Linked DNA regions of Homo sapiens: region 1 is linked to region 2. A link is a loop called in an ENCODE intact Hi-C map of the cell type or tissue named here. Cell type or tissue: mammary epithelial cell. All regions are shown on one strand.

Region 1 (8,000 bases), 270 kb after region 2:
TGGGGAGGAAGGGATAGGTACAGACTACTTAATGGGTAAGGGGTTTTACTCTGGAGTGATGAAAATATTTGGGAACAAGATAGAAGCAGTGGTTGTAAAACACTGTGGATATACTAAATCCTACTGAACTGTTCACTTTAAAATTGTTAATTTTATATTACGTGAATTTCATCTCAAACGATTTTTTTAAAAGAAATAACTTCTTTTCCATTCTCTTAAATCTTGCATCATAAACTGTTGGCTTAAAATCATTCTTTACTGCTGAATGTGGTTAATTTTACTTATTGCTTATTTGCTCTCTTGCACAGAAACTTCTTGAGAGTAAGGTCTACAACTTCCAAGCATCTAGCCCACCAGCTTAACCCAACAGGAACAAAAAGTTATTCAAGTGATTCTTACATAAACTTGCAGTGTGATCTTAAAAAACAACTCACTCTGCTGGGCATGGCGGCTTACACCTGCACTCTCAGCATTTTGGGAGACAAAGGTGGGAAGATCATTTGAGGTCAGGGGTTCAAGACCAGCCTAGGCAACAAAGCAAGACCTTGTCTCTATTAAAAAAAAAATAATAAACCAGGTGTGGTGTTGCATATCTGTAGTCCCAGCTGCTAGGGAGGCTGAGGTGGGAAGACTGCTTGAGCCTGGGAGTTCAAGGCTACAGTGAGCTATGATCATTCCACCATACTCCAGCCTGGGAGACAAACCTAGACTCAGTCTCAAAACAAACAAGCAAAACCACACACAAATCAAACACCCCTGTATTTTAGTTTCCCAAGCTGAAAGGCATTTGGTTCTCTGGAGTAGAGAGTATATGCCTATTTTATTAAATCTAATATATTAGAAGGTAGAAGGGGTCCTGCTGTCTAATTTGTCAGATAAGAATCCTAAAGTAGAGCTTCTCTCCATCATTGTGGTATTGAGGCAAAAACAAGGCAGTGCTGAATTCAGTGGTTGGGACCAGGAGTTCCATGGATCCAACTGGGGGATAAGGGAGCTCTTTTCAATATTCAGAAAGGCCTAACCACACATGCCTCTACCAAGGCTACAGGAGATACCTAAGTACCAAGAATTTTTGCTTCAAGCTGGAAAGATGTCCCATGTTGATGACTATCTAGATCTCAGTAGAAATACAAAGAAAATGATAAATTTTATGATAAATGTGGTTCAGTTGACAACATATTACAAAAACAGGGAGTCTAAGGAGGGGATGAGGAATAGAAAGTTTTTGCAGGAAGATGGCTTAGACTAACCACACCTGTATTGCATTTTGAGGGATGATTACGCCCAGAACATCCAAATCCATGGATTACAGGATGCTGCTGTACTAGCTGTGCATCTTATTAAGAAAGAAAAATGTCAAATAAAGAATCAGAGGTTGCAAAAATTCTGAAAAGATGTTACAAGTTACCTTCTGCCATAGCCTAAATACCTAGAGCCCCTTCCATGTCTGGAGTACTATTCTCAAGGCAAATTTCTTTGGAAGAATAGATCTGTACAATGTCATATCTGAAGAACATTCCTCATTTCTTTTTCCATTCTATCCAGCTCCCACAAAACTCATGCAAAGGCTGATAAATAGGCATTTTGAGAAGACCTGCTCCTGGGGTTACTCTAGAAGCTACTGCCCTTTAGACAAATTCAGCAAAATAGTGCTTTCTGAAGGTGGGAAGACACGGAACTGGAAACATAAAGACCTCCATTTAAAAATCCATGGATGCCCTCATTATGTAAGAACTGAGCGGCCGGGCGCGGTGGCTTACACCTGTAATCCCAGCACTTTGGGATGCCAAGGCGGGCAGATCACCTGAGGTCAGGAGTTTGAGACCAGCCTGGCAAACATGGCAAAATGCTGTCTCTACTAAAAATATAAAAATTAGCCAGGCGCAGTGGCAGGCACCTGTAATCCCAGCTACCTGGGAGGCTGAGGCAGGAGAATCACTTGAACCCAGAAGGTGGAGGTTGCAGTGAGCCAAGATCATGCCACTGCTCTCCAGCCTGGGCGACAGAGCGAAATTCCGTCACAAAAAAAAAAAAAAAAAAGAACCAAGCATACCTTTCATGCCAAGTGCCACCTGTGATTATGTTTTTACAGTTATTACCAAGAACTGTGATACTGAGATCGTTTAAAAGCCTCAACAAGCATGCCAATGTGACTTGAGGATTCAATGTCTCCTCATTGTTGCCACACTCATAGGCACACTTGTTTACCTTATGTCAAGGGAAATAAATGTCCAACCTTACTCAAAGAAACTACTTAGAGTAAAATAGACTTGATCTCTTAGAAGTGACCATGGATCCCAGGTTCAAGTAAATTAGAAAGACGATCCATAAAGCACACAGTGCCTGGGCCTCTACTGTCTTCTAGCCAATAAGGTAAACCAAACCTAGAGCCATGACCAACCTTAGCCCAAGTCAGCTGGGCTCCAGGTGTACGTCCATTTCCTTTGTGTAACTGTGAGTCAGAGGTCACTGGGAAATTAGGTAAGAAGGACTATTAAGCCATGTTGAAGGAGAGATTCCTAGGAGTTTTCATGCGGTGCTGTGTGCATGTGCAAGTGTGGAAAGGTAAACGCATGGAGTAAGGAAAACCCCAAAACTGGTGGGACAGAGATTAGGTGGCTGAGGCAAGTGAAGAAAGGCTGCCTTGGGAGAAGTGGAGAGGGCCAATCAGGCCCCTAGGAGACAGGCTGGAAGTGGGTAAAAAGCCTAGAAAAGGCCTATGGGAGAGGATAGAAACATCAGTTCCCCTTGGGTATGGGTGGACAGACAATCAGGAAAGCCTTGGAAGAGCATATCAGCAGCCCCTGGGGAGTCTCCTGGAAAGGCCCCTTTCAGGGACAAAAAAAAAAGTTCATCCTGGGACTGTGATTGCCTCTCTAGGCTCAACCTGCTGTGCTGACCTGGAGGCTGGTCCCCATCAGCAGGGCAAAAAGCAGGCAGAGAAACTGAAGACTCAGTGACTAAATGAATCAAACACAAAACATGTGCAAAATGAACAGTTTGATTGCTGAGTCACCAAGGGAGGGGCTTCAGAGCTGAGGCCCATGGTGTTGTTAGATGCAGACAGATGGCTTGTGCTGGCAGGGCTCAGAGGTGGGATAGTTTCTTCCACCGGACTGGATTCATCCCCACAGCAGCTTGATAAGGCTTGCCCTCTTTTCCTGCCTCCTTTCTCAGGTGGATCTGATGGCTCTGAACTTGTCCACATGCAATATGCAAGGTCAGATAGCAATTCCCTTGCAGAAAGGGTGACTAACATCCAGGACTATGATTTCTAAGTCTAATTTTTGAGAATCTGATCGGGGGTGGGGTTGGAGTGACCAGGTTCTACTTGTTTAAACTCAATCACCCTAAAATATCTTTTTATTCTACCTTCTGAATATATTCTCCATAAGAAGACAAGGTTCAGCTTCACTTTTTGTCATTTCATTTAGGTATATACTAGCCATTGTGACGCCCATATCTAGGACACACTGGACAGGAGTGAAGAAGAGGGAGGCATAATATATGCCCATCACTCTTCGTACGAATTCCTATTGTTTAGGAGAGTGGGTTTCAAATTTTGTACTTCTTTACATAAGAAAAATATTTTAAGTAATTTCTTTTTTTCAGTTTTATTTTTATATTTGTTTGAGAGACAGGGGCTTGCTCTGTCACTCCGGCTGGAGTGAAGTGGTACCATCACAGCTCCCTGCAGCCTCAAACTCCTGTTCTCAAGCGATGCTCCCGCCTCAGTCTCTCAAAGAGCTGGGATTACAGGTGTGAGCCACAATGCCTGTAATGATTTCTTAAGCTTCTCTGGGTGACTAGCTGTGAGGACAAGAAACCTCACTCCTTCCAGCCTCCCACTTCTCTCCTTTCATCCCCAAAAGTCCCTTAGCACTGGAATAAGGGCAAAATGCAGTAATGAGAGAAGGGACAATTGGACCCTGGCTCATCTCTCCTGAGTTGTGTGGGTTTTCACTGGGCCTCACTTTCCTCTTCAGGAAAATGAGAGGGTAAGCCAGAGTGGGCTTTTGGGTCTTTTTGACTCTAAAATTCTCAACTTCCCCATAAGCAAAGACAGAGAACGACTGTAAGTCTTTACTCATAAAACATGAAGAAAACTAAGAAAAAATATACACATAGCAACTGCAATAAGTCCCGCCACATGGCAAGGTGCCATTCCCAAACTTTTCCTCAATAACATCTTCTCACATCATCTCTAGTGCTCTTCCTAGGAAAGTTTCAGTGTCGAGTATGACTTACTTTCTTAGACCACACCAAACCTGTCAATTTCATAGACAATATATACAGGATCAGGGAGGCCAACCCTGTAATTATTATTTTTTTTGAGACAGGGTCTTGCTCTGTTGCCCAGGCTGGAGTGCAGTGGTATGGTCACAGTTTACTGTAGCCTTGAACCGCTAGGCTCAAGCAATCCTCCCACCTCAGCCTCCCGAGTGGTTGGGACCACAGATGCACACCATCACCCCACCCAGTCAATTTTAAAATTTTTTGTAGAGATAGGGTCTTGCTATGTTGCCCAGGCTGGTCTTGAACTCCTGGGCTCAAGCAATCCTTCTGCCTTGGCAATTTTTTTTCAATGAATACAAAAATATTTGCAGTGATAGCTTCATCAGATAGTTGTTCTCATATACTAATTTGGCCAGAATATTTTTATACTAGTGATTGACAACATTCATAAGACCCAAGACCCTCATCTGCTGAGAGCCAACACAACTGTTTCTACCACTTGATTCCATTTAGAAGCCAAATCCTTTTACATCATTTTCCAAAATGTACGGCCTAGTTTTCATGTTCACATCTGCTATCATCATCACTTTCAGACAGGTCTTAGCTGATGACGCCAAGGTTCTCCCCTTGGTTCCCAACCAAATCTGAGTGTCAACAAATAGCTCCTCTTTTGTCCAAGGCGGGAGGAGGAGGCCTGCCTTTACGCCTGTCCTCCCACTGCATGCAACATAACTGTGCCATTTCTTCACCTTGTAGAACATTTCCTCCTTGCATTTTCAGCTAGAAATGGTGGCAGAGTAATAGACTCTGTGTTCATTTTATTGAATCACCTATATTTAATGGGGAAAATGGGTTGTTGTAACTCTGTCAATAGGACATGTTCAATTACACTGTGTAGCCATTTTTCTTCAGAAGGCATTACCATCTGGGCTAAGCAGTTAAATAAGCACAGCTACATGATATTATAGCTAATGAAATTAAATGTGGTACAAATATATACATGGCACACAGAATTCACATTTATCTCTTTGAAAGGATTTTCCTTGTTGAAAAATAAGATATGTGAGTTGCGAGATCAGGATTGTGGCATGGTTGGCTGGCTTTATGGCTTTCCAAACAACAGAAGTGATTATTCAGTTCACATCTAGGTCAAACAGAAGAATTTCCTCTTTAGAAAATCATAACCCATTTTACCCTCTAAGAGGTCTGCTTCCTCAGTTTGCCCTGGAACTACCCAAAGCTCTTGGCTACAGTGGCTGACCCTGACTCTACATCTATCTTTACCCTTATCTCCAAACCCTTTAAACCTTCCAATACCACTTCATGAGGGTGACAAGGCGTACACTGGGCCACAAACATAAAGATCCTGGCACAGAACAGACACCCAATAGATATTATTTCTTTCTACCATCCGTCTCCTTTCCACTTACTTTGCTTGTCTCAGCCTCTGAGTTGGGTTGTGGACTGGCCTCACCTGCAAACTTAGGTCTGCCTGTTTTGAGCGAATGCTAACTGTAGAAACCAAGCAATTTCAGCTCCACCCTCACATATGTACAGACATCTGTTGTTTTTGTCACCTCCTCCTCTCAATCTTCTTAGTAAAATAGTATCCTAACTTTCCTTTGGGAAATATCCCTGCTGTACTTTCAATTTCTGTGGGATAAACTCCAGCTCCAGTTTCAGAACCCACTCTAATTGGTTTAAGCCAGGAAAGGGAGAGGGACATGTTGCTGGGAGGCCCCCATCTGGGGCCTGAGCTTGGAATCAAATCAGAGGAAGGCAACACATGTAAAGTGCTGAGAGTGGAAGGATGAAGAGAGCTAGGGCTTTGTGCCATCACTTGTGCTCTGGACATAAGTGGAGCTGGGATTCAGCATTACCTGCCCCTGTACTATCTCCCACGAATGAATTGGTATCCGTACAGGGCATTCCTGGTACCAGCATCTGCCTGAGCTTGCAGGCAAGCTCTGGAACTTTGAGCCACTGTGTTGGACTGCCTCTCTCAACAAAATGGGCCTATTTCTTTGGTTTGGTCCTCTTAATTAAAAAACAAACAAACAAAAAACTATGACACACTTTCACTTGCTCGATTCTCATTTTAAATACTCACCAGCAGAGAGGCCATAAAATTGAAACAACAACACATTTGACTTCTAGTAGGCATTCAGTTAGTATCACCAAAGCCATCTTTCTTATCACCACCAGGCATGAGGCTAACAGGTAAGTGATCACCTTTTCCTGGGGCTCCACATAAAAAAAGCTGGGAGTTTGGCATGTAGGAGCTACAGGATGTGTGGTATAACATCCAAGGGCTTTGCAGAAAGATTTTAAACCATAGCATAAAGGCCCTTTTTGACAGTAAAGAATAGCCTTGTTCTTCCACTTCATCCACAGAATCACCATTCCCATTTTTGGACAATGTAGCAGTTGACCAATTCAAAATACAGTTCATTTTATAAAGAATTTCCTAAGCTTCACCCACATAAATATACTATAATGTATTTTAATTTATAAAAATTATGCCTATAAAGAATTTTATTTTTTCCCTTTAAAAAAAGTCACAAATGCAAGCAGAGTTTATACAAATAAAGGGCAGTTTTGCTGGTCTTCCAAGTCTTCCTGTAAAGCCAAACTGTTAAAACCAGACAATCATATTAGATCTAAAGAGGAATTCTGTCTCTAAGTAACCTTTTGAATTTAGTACAGTTGTTAAATGTCCCTTCTAACTTGGGGATTAAAATGCTAAATACAAAATAATTCAATTTTTTCTCACTTGGACTGACCAAGTAAGTTTTTCAGGCTTCTTGGGAAAATATTATTTTCATAAAGAGTATATGAAACAGATAACTTCATTATCAACATGCTTCATAAACTATAGGGTACTATTCTCGGGGCGGGAGGGACATATAATAATAAATTCACCTGACCATAATCTCTTTTTGTGACATGACTGTATGTTTAATGAATATGTGTCAGGAAACCAGTGTTTCACTTTAGACATGTCCCAACTATCTGCATATTTATCTGGTCAACTACATTTTTCCCCCATCTATAAATTTTCTAACTTAGAAGTGCATGACTTAGTCACTGTGGTTAGAAATGCTGTTTTTTTGTGGGAGGGAGGAGAGGGGAGTAGAGAGTATCTGGGAGTACACCCAAAGGTGCTCCAAACTACCAATTTAGTGAGTTGTAACCAGAATTTTTTACAATAATGAAATCGCTTTAAAAAGATCAGAGTGCATATGCTTCCTTACTTTCTGTTCACAATTATTTAAAACAACACTGCCAACATTTATAATGATATTTAAAGGAGGCCAACAAGATTCTGCAAAACAGAGAAAAGAAATGTTCAGGGAAAAAGAGACCTAACGCAAAGCTATTCTAATATGAAAATATGCTGAATTTTGGCATTGGGATGTTTCGAAGGACATTCTATATTAAGGAAAGCACCATTGCTTAGAGGTTAAGAGTAAACGTGTTACAGTCAAACAAGCATGGACATGTATGTCTGTTGCATCATCTCTACCTTTTACTAGCTGGGTGACCTCTTCACTCCTCAGATTTCCAACCTTTCAAATGGGAATAATACTACCTATCTCACAAAATTGGGAAGATTAAACATGATAACATGGGTGAAGCACTTAGACTGGTGCTTGGTAAGCAGTCATTCATTTGGTAAATGTCGTCATGTTGTTAAGATACGCCAGCAAGGATACAAATCAAAGCAGCTATTGTAAGGTGTTTACTGCCTGTGGTCACTCAGC
Region 2 (8,000 bases):
GCCTGGCATCCGGAGACCTGGAGCCTCCTGGGAGAGGATCCACTTATAGACTAAGAATCAAAACATCCCATCATTAATCCTTAGCAACCTGTAAGGTAAAAGTGCCCGATGAAAACACTGGGTCAGGTGTCAATGTACCAGGGGTCAGGTCCTGATCATGCTACAGTCCAACCGGTGACATTAGCCAAGTCACTTCCTGGAGCTTTGGTTTCCTCTGGTGCAAGGTTGAGAGAGCACTTTGTAAGTTAGATGGCATGACATAAGTCTAAGGTAGCTGTCTTGTTATCATACGTGCAGAGGCCCTAGCTATGTGAGAGGATGATGGCAAAGGTTTTGCTGTTTTGAAATTCTTTTGCCCCAATATGTCATTTTCAAGGTGTGTTGCAACCATAAAGAGAAGCTGCCTGGGAGCCCTGAGGATGTGCCTGGTAGTCTCAGGTATCTTGAGAGAGGCACCTGCCCTGGGGGGTTGGGATGGACATGGCACTGCCACCATGAGGATCTGCTAATAGGGAATCAGAGACTATTTAAGGACACCTACAAACTTTTTTCTCACCTGTAATGTAGAATAAATCACACTCTTCAAGCACTTGTTTAGAGTATTATAATCAGTCTTTACAAACACTCTGAGAAATGGTGGAGGCAGGTCATTTTTGCCCAAATGAAGAAAAAGGTGAACTGCTTCACCTTGCTGAGGCTGGTGAAGGTCATGATCTTGAAAGAAATCTTGGGCTCCTGAGATCCCCTCTTACAGGTGTGTGTAACCCATAAAAGAATACTAGAAGGTCTGCCCACAACTTCCTGTCCCCGCTTCTCTACTTGTTCCTCTTCCTCTCAACATTCCCAGTCTTCTCCAGCAGTCTGCAGCCGCCACATCCCTGACACACACCACTCTATCCTAGCAAGTCACACCGTGTCTTTCTGAAGCACGAATTGTAATAGAATGTGAATCTCTTCATGCTAACCCTCGACAGTGGGCTCTCCTGTCCTCCTTTCCCCTTTTTAGACAGTTTCACATCTGATTAGAACTTTCCAGTGGGTAATGGCCACAGGTTGTAGGCTTTGTTTCATAAATCCTAAAACACCTGCACAGGACTGGACACAAAGCTGACATACTGAGGGATTCCTTAAGGAACAAAAAGAGCTGCCCTAAGAAGGATCTGAATAGACATTTCTCCATAGCAGATGTACAAATAGCCAATGAAAACATGAAAACTATGTTCAACATCATTAGTCATTAGGGAAATGCAAACTAAAACTACACTGAGATACCACTTCACATTCACTAGAATGGCTATAATAAAAAGGACAGATATTAACAAGTGTTGGAGATAATACGGAGAAACTGGAACTCTCATAAACTGCTTGTAAGAATGTCAAATGGTACAGTCACTTTGGAAAACAGTCTGGGAGTTCCTCAAAAAGTGAAACATAGAGTTAACATATGACTGAGCAACTCCTAGGTATTGACCCAAGAGAATTGAAGAAATATGTCCATACAGAAACTTGTACACCAATGTTCACAGCAGCATTATTCACAATAACCAAACAGTAGAAAGAACCCATGACCATCAATGGATGAATAAAGAAACAAAATGTGGTACTGTCTAAATAATGGAATATGATTTGTCCCATGAAGGAAATGGAGTACTGATACATGTTACAGCTTGGCTGACTCTCAAAACGTTAAGAAACAAGACAAAAGCCACATACTGCATTACTCAAGTTAAATAAAGTATCAAGAACAGGCAAATTCACAGTGACAGAAAGCAGATGAGTGGCTGCCAGACTTTGGGAGGGGGTGCAGAGAGTGATTGCTAATGGGTGTGGGATCTCTTTTGGGGATAATGAAAATGTTCTGGAAGTAAAGGCGAGGGTTGCAAATATACTAAACAGGTTATAAATATACTAAAAATTACTGAATTGGGCCGGGCGCGGTGGCCCGTGCCTGTAATCCCAGCACTTTGGGAGGCTGAGGTGGGCAGATCACTTCAGGTCAGGAGTTTGAGACCAGTCTGGCCAACATGGCAAAACCCCGTCTCTACTAAAAATACAAAAATTAGCCAGGAGTGGTGGCGGGCGCCTGTAGTCCCAGCTACTCGGGAGGCTGAGGCGAGAGAATCCCTTGACCCAGGAGATAAGAGGTTGCAGTAAGCCAAGATGGCACCACCGCACTCCAGCCTGGGCAACAGAGCAAGACTTCGTCTCAAAAACAAAACAAAACAAAACAAAACAAAAAACCTAAAAACCCCACAAAATTACTGAATTGTACACTTTAAAGTGGTGAATTTTATTATTAAGATGGACTGTGAATCATTTCAATAACAATTAGAAAACAAAACAAACAGAAAAAAGGCTGCCTTGGAGCAGTGGTTCTGAAACTTGGGCATGCAGCACTCACTTGGAGAACGTGTGAAAACACAGGTTGCTGAGCCCCACCCTAGTTTCTGATTCAGTAGCTGTGGGTGGGGCTCAGGAATGTGCATCTCTAATGAGTCCCCGGGGTGCTGAAGGTCCTGTTGGTATGCAGCCACATTTTGAGAACCAGTGACCCAGAATAGAGCTTCTCCCAACTTCAGTGCATGTGGTGGACACTGTGATGAGCTACCCAGATCCCTGTCTAATGACAGACTTGCTGCTGACTGCTGGGAGTGCTGTCTGCAGTGAGTTGAAAGGCCTGGCCATCCCTGCCCACCACAGACAACTTAGAAGGCTGACCTAGCTGTGTAGCTTCCCGTGTTGTGAGTGATGACTGTCACTGGGCCTGTATTGCTGCTTGACTTCTTGCTCTACCTACCTATTCCTGTTCCTTCCTCCTCCTTCCCATAGGTATTGATCCAAAGGGCACTCCTTAATAAATACGCCACTGGCTAAACTCCATCTCAGAGTTGGATCATGGGACAACCCCACCTGTCATAATGCATATGAGAAATCTGGGGAACCTGTCGCAGATTCTGATTCTATAAATCCAGGGATGGACCTGAGGTTCAGCATTTCTAACAGGCTCCTTGGTGATACCAATGCTGCTGACCCATGGTCCACACTTTGAGTAGTGAGGGCCTAGATGACCTCAAAGTACTCCTCCAGCTCCATAATGAGGAGACTCTATGAGCCATCAGGTCGAGTGTAAAGACAGAAAGATACCACATTTACTAGGTCATTAAAAGGTACTGAGATTACCCTGTCCTTGAGATCCAGGCCATGGAACTGGGTTACAGGTGAGTGTGTTCAACACAGGCCTTTCAGGTGCTCCCTAGCTAATCCCCTTGGACAGGGGCCAAGATCAACCTGAGTTTCTTTTTTATATGCTCTATTGTTACAGTACGGCTTCAGGGAGTTACTTGGGCAGAAGTGAGTAATCTGCATTGTGCAACCAGCAGACAAGTGCTGACTGATACCCACTACACAGCCTATGCAGGGAACCAAAGACGGTGGGAAGAAAGATGAAAGGAAAAGAAAAGTAGAGGCAGGGTGGTGGCCACCATCTTTTCCAGCATGTTTGCCCTCAGACAAACCTTGCATTTTAAGAGTAGTTAGGCCTGTTCATGTCTTGTTTCCAAGTGGGATCATTTGATAAAGAGTTTGGAAATCTGTTTTTGACCCACATCTGTTCCTAATTTACTGGGAGTCCCATACCTTGTAACTCAGTTTTTCTATCTGTTCAGGCTGACTTCAGATAAATACATAGGTTACAGACTCATATTCTCAGCAGGTTACAAAAAGAAAAAAAAGGGAATTTGGAAACAAATCTTAAAGATGTTATCATAGAAGGAAACTTTCACACCATCCTACCAAACACCCACTTGTCAGAAAGAGAATCTGGGGGTAGGCTGAGCCTTAGGGTAGCCTTGGGCAACATTTCTGAGAGGACAGCAATCCTTGAGCCCCTACTCCCTCTTTTTTTAAACCTCATCTAGCTATTACAACAGCTCACAGTCAGGTGTGTGATGGACGGCAAATGCATAGGGAAAAAGGAGCGATATGAAGTTGTGATCTTTAATCAACTCTTAGGAAAAGTTAGGAAACTTGGCAATTGTGTCATTTTTGAACGTTACAAGGCTCAAATTTCCATCCGTGTTGTATCTTCAAGCTTCTGCCTGTTGTACAATTTCATGGGAAATAAAAGGAGTGAATGTCTGCTGTGCCTTGGGCAGAATACAAACAGAAAAGGAGTGGGCGCTCAATACAGTAAACCTGCACTGAGAAACCGTGGTTCTGGAAGGACACAACTTTCTACACTTTTGCTAGATTTTCATGGTAGCAATGACAAAACAGGACTAGGGGAGAGGGGAAAAACCAGGGTAGGTAAGCCCTTAAAATTCTGGACAGTGACACTCTGTACTTAGGGACCTGCAAAGCACCTGGAAGGGCTGAGACTGGGAGGCACACATACAGCAAACGTCTTTCGATACCTGCTTTTTTCTCATTAACCAAGCGGATTTATGAATAAGCTCTGCAAACTTTAAAACGCATGCAGTATTCAAGATGCAATGCCCCTTCCATGCCACTCACTGTCTCTTCTGGAGTGAAATGCAACTATAATGGTGCTCCCTGAACCCACTTGCAATATGCAAGCTCTCTAGAGAAGGTAGTCCCTGATCATCCTGTTGAAAATCTAGACCTCGTGTAAGCAAGAAAAAGAAGTCAAGGTACAGAGTGGCATAAATATTGTTACTTGAAGTGCTAATTATCTACCAGTGTATTCAAAACCTAGTGATTTCCAAACCTGCTGGAGCTTCTTATGGAAATAAATATGTGCATCCCAATGTAGGGTTAAAAGGATTCCCAGAAACCTACACCAAAAATATAAGTAATTATCCTCTGAGCAGGGATTTCTCTCCAATTTCACTGCTTCCCACAAGGGGAACAATTTCTTGAGAACATAATAGTAAAGGAAACAATACACCACCAAAGAGGAAAATAACATCTTTATAATTACAGATTAGTTCCCAAATTGCACACCTACATACTCACTCTGCTTTGAATTTGAGTAACTTCGATGAAGCTTGTCTATCCCCTTCAGCTATCAACATTTACAGCTCAACAGCTCAATCACAAGATTTTCCATACAGAAACCCCAGGCTGCAAAAGCACTCTCAAATGACCCACTCGTTTCACTCTTGAAGAATGTGGAAAACACAGCGACAGAGAGCACAAATCGGGGTTAATACCCCGGCAGGAGAGAGGGAGCTCTGGTATCTCTAAAACAGTTTCAGTGTGCCAGTTTTAGAGATTACCCAATCATTTCTAAGCCGTTCAGATTTTTATCAGACAGGAATTAGCAGCTGAAAGTCTTGCTTGGCCCAAGCTGTTACATCTCTTTATCAGGAATTCATCTAAGTTTGCATTGCTTGAGCAAGGCACTCACATTCATTTCAACTCATTGGTTACTTACCCATTAAATGGGTTTCTTAACCATCACACTGGTTATTTAATTCCTACCCCATGGCTCCCCCAAGAAATAAAAAGTGCACTATAATTATATAAACTCTTAATTAAACTGAAGAATTCAGTGTTGCCATTACCAGTCAGTAATTCCACTCAATTAGGACAATAGACTTCCATTTATTACTGAACTCCTAATTGCTACTCATTTTCCTGGTTAGTAATTGCCAATCCTATCAGACAATGTGCTTAAAGAAAATTCTGCCATGAAATTATATTTCTCTCCATCACGGGAAAGGTGGAATCAGAGTCCTTACGTGGTCAGGAGTTGGGTCCTCTTCTCTAGCTCCATGCGTCTCCAGGCTCGGGGGTTTTAAAGGCTGGTGTGCCCCAGGGTTGGCTGCTGGTGCTGCGATCCGCGGGAGACTTGCCCACAAAGGAAAGGCGTATCCAGGTAGCCAGAGAATCCCAAAGCCAAACCTAGCCGAAGAGGATGCAAAAACAAAACCACCCGAAGCGGTCTCCGCATTTCCAGAAGACTAAGTTCAAAGTCTCCAGGCAGGGCGCATTTTAGGTCTTGAGGTGTACGTCCACGTCAGGGGGCAGGTTCGGCATCTGCTGCTTCTCAGCCTCAGGAGACTCAAGACGGAAGTCCGAGGGTGGCAGCCGTGCGGTACCACGGCTGGAGCCAGCCGGCCTCTGCCTCTGCCTCCCCGGGTCTGGCTTCCGAGGTGGGTTCGCGGGCACTGGCAGGTGCCGGGGAAACTTGCCGGCACGCCGTCCGCCGCCTCTGGACGCCCGGGCAGCCCCGCACTGGAGCTGGAACGAGTCCTGGCAGCCGGCTCCGCGGGAGCTCCCGGGCGGCGATCAGACGCGAGCGATCTACCCGCGGCTCGCGGATGCCTCGGCCCAGGAGCTGCGCGCCGCCCGCCCCAGCCCCGCCCCGGCCCGCGGAGCGCCCCGGCCCGCCTCGCTCCTCATGACCGTCTCCTAATTAGCTCAGAAGACTGCAACTCGCCGGCTAGCAAAGACACCCACGGTGGGGAAACTTGACAATTTATTCCCGGGCCCGGGGGAGGTCACCTGCAGTGCACCAGCGGATTGGCTGCTGCGCGGGTTGCGGCGGCAAAGCGCGCAGGCAAAGCGCGCAGGCAGAGCGCGCGCAGCTTCTGATCCGCTCTGCCATCCCGGCAAGGCACGGGGCGGGGAGGGCCGCCCCGAAGCAGCCCGCGGCTCAGTACCGTGTGAAAGGGACGGTGTCGGTGCCGGAACCACAAAACTGCCCCACCTCTCCAGATTGGGTGGTTTGGAAGAGATGCTCTTTGCTGTTTGGGTTTTTAGACGTCACACTCTGTCTTCCAGTTGACAATGGGCTCAAGCCATTTACAGCCGGAAGATGCTCTGAATGAAGTATCTACTCCAACTTCATGTTACAGAGGAGGGAACTGAAGCAGAAAGGATGAAGGAGCTGTGAAGGTGAGTGGGTGGAAAAGCTAGGCCTGGACGCCGGGTGTCCTCATTCCTAGTCTTTCTAAAGAGACCAGCCCTGCCCTTGGGGCTGCCTTCCTTACAGAGAGCTCCACCCTCAGGGGCATTCCCAGGAATACACAGCAGTGCACCGAGAACTCTGAAACTCTGGTGTCTAGCCCACAACCCGAGAGGTCAGTAAATCAGAGAGCATTATCTCCATCGTATACATTAAGACACTTAAACATTAAGTTTCTGAACTATGCCAACATAGTTCAGAAACTCCCCCGCCCCTGAGCTAGTTAGTAGGAAACGGAGTGGGCATGCAAACTCAAGCTTCCACAATAATTCCTGAATTTCAGCCACCACACCTCAACGCTCTGCCCAAGGAGGTGCATGGAAGAGGAATTCCTGGAGGGGCTGCCTAGAAACCAGTGGCTGAGGATGACATCCTTGCAAATGGCACCAAGCCCCCTAACAGCGGTTGCTGCAGTGCCAGCTTGGGACATCCTGACCACAAAGCAGCTGGTAATAATTCTTTTTTTTTTTTCTTGAGACAGTTTCACTCTTGTTCAGGCTGGAGTGCAATGGTGCAATCTCGGCTCACTGCAGCCTCCGCCTCCCAGGTTCAAGCAATTCTTCTGCCTTAGCTTCCCAAGTAGCTGCGATTACAGGCATGTGCCACCACGCCCGACTAATTTTGTATTTTTAGTAGAGGCAGGGTTTCTCCATGTTGGTCAGGCTGGTCTTGAACTCCTGACCTCAGGTGATCCACCCGCCTCGGCCTTCCAAAGTGCTGGGATTACAGGTGTGAGCGACTGTGCCCGGCCTCAGCTAGTAATAATTCTTATTGCCCACTCCATTTTAGTGCTTGTCACATCTGCTCCTCATCAAAAGTGAACACACTCACTCACCCCCATCTCCCACTCTCGCTGAGTCTATTCTGGCCTTTGCAACCTCCGCCCATACAAATGGAGGAAACTATCAAAGTAGGAGAGAGAAAAACAGCAAGCTTCAGAGAACTCTCTCTGTGCCAGGAGAGCTGAGAGCTGCTAAGCCTCTCCCTGGTCCTTGAATACACAGAGTCTAGAAGGGCTCCCATCCTAGTTGCCTTGTGTTTGGAATTTGAATACGCAGCACTCAGCATT

The links. Peaks named below come from ENCODE experiments on the same cell type or tissue, not always from the same donor. Only the 100,000 strongest peaks of a DNase experiment are listed, where the experiment ranks them.
Region 1: a loop joins it to region 2, with 3 times the contacts of the local background. A loop is called at or near these places in 1 of 110 quality-filtered maps.

Annotation. Positions count from the first base shown.
Region 1 is chr7:70,320,958-70,328,957 of GRCh38, reverse strand. The region is part of intron 4 of AUTS2 (activator of transcription and developmental regulator AUTS2); the gene reads right to left. Among named protein-coding and RNA genes, the nearest start is that of AUTS2, 730 kb to the right of the region's middle. In mammary epithelial cell, no CTCF peak of the experiment used is centred here; DNase peaks (open chromatin) are centred at 3,027, 7,337 and 7,737; H3K27ac peaks cover 207 bases.
Region 2 is chr7:70,594,502-70,602,501 of GRCh38, reverse strand. The region is part of intron 5 of AUTS2 (activator of transcription and developmental regulator AUTS2); the gene reads right to left. LOC124901668 (a long non-coding RNA gene) reads left to right here and starts at 6,954. Exons shown (of 2, transcript XR_007060375.1): 1 at 6,954-7,380. RefSeq lists a silencer at 6,147-6,346 and an enhancer at 5,916-6,417. In mammary epithelial cell, no CTCF peak of the experiment used is centred here; DNase peaks (open chromatin) are centred at 2,451 and 3,301; H3K4me3 peaks cover 2,299 bases; H3K27ac peaks cover 1,238 bases.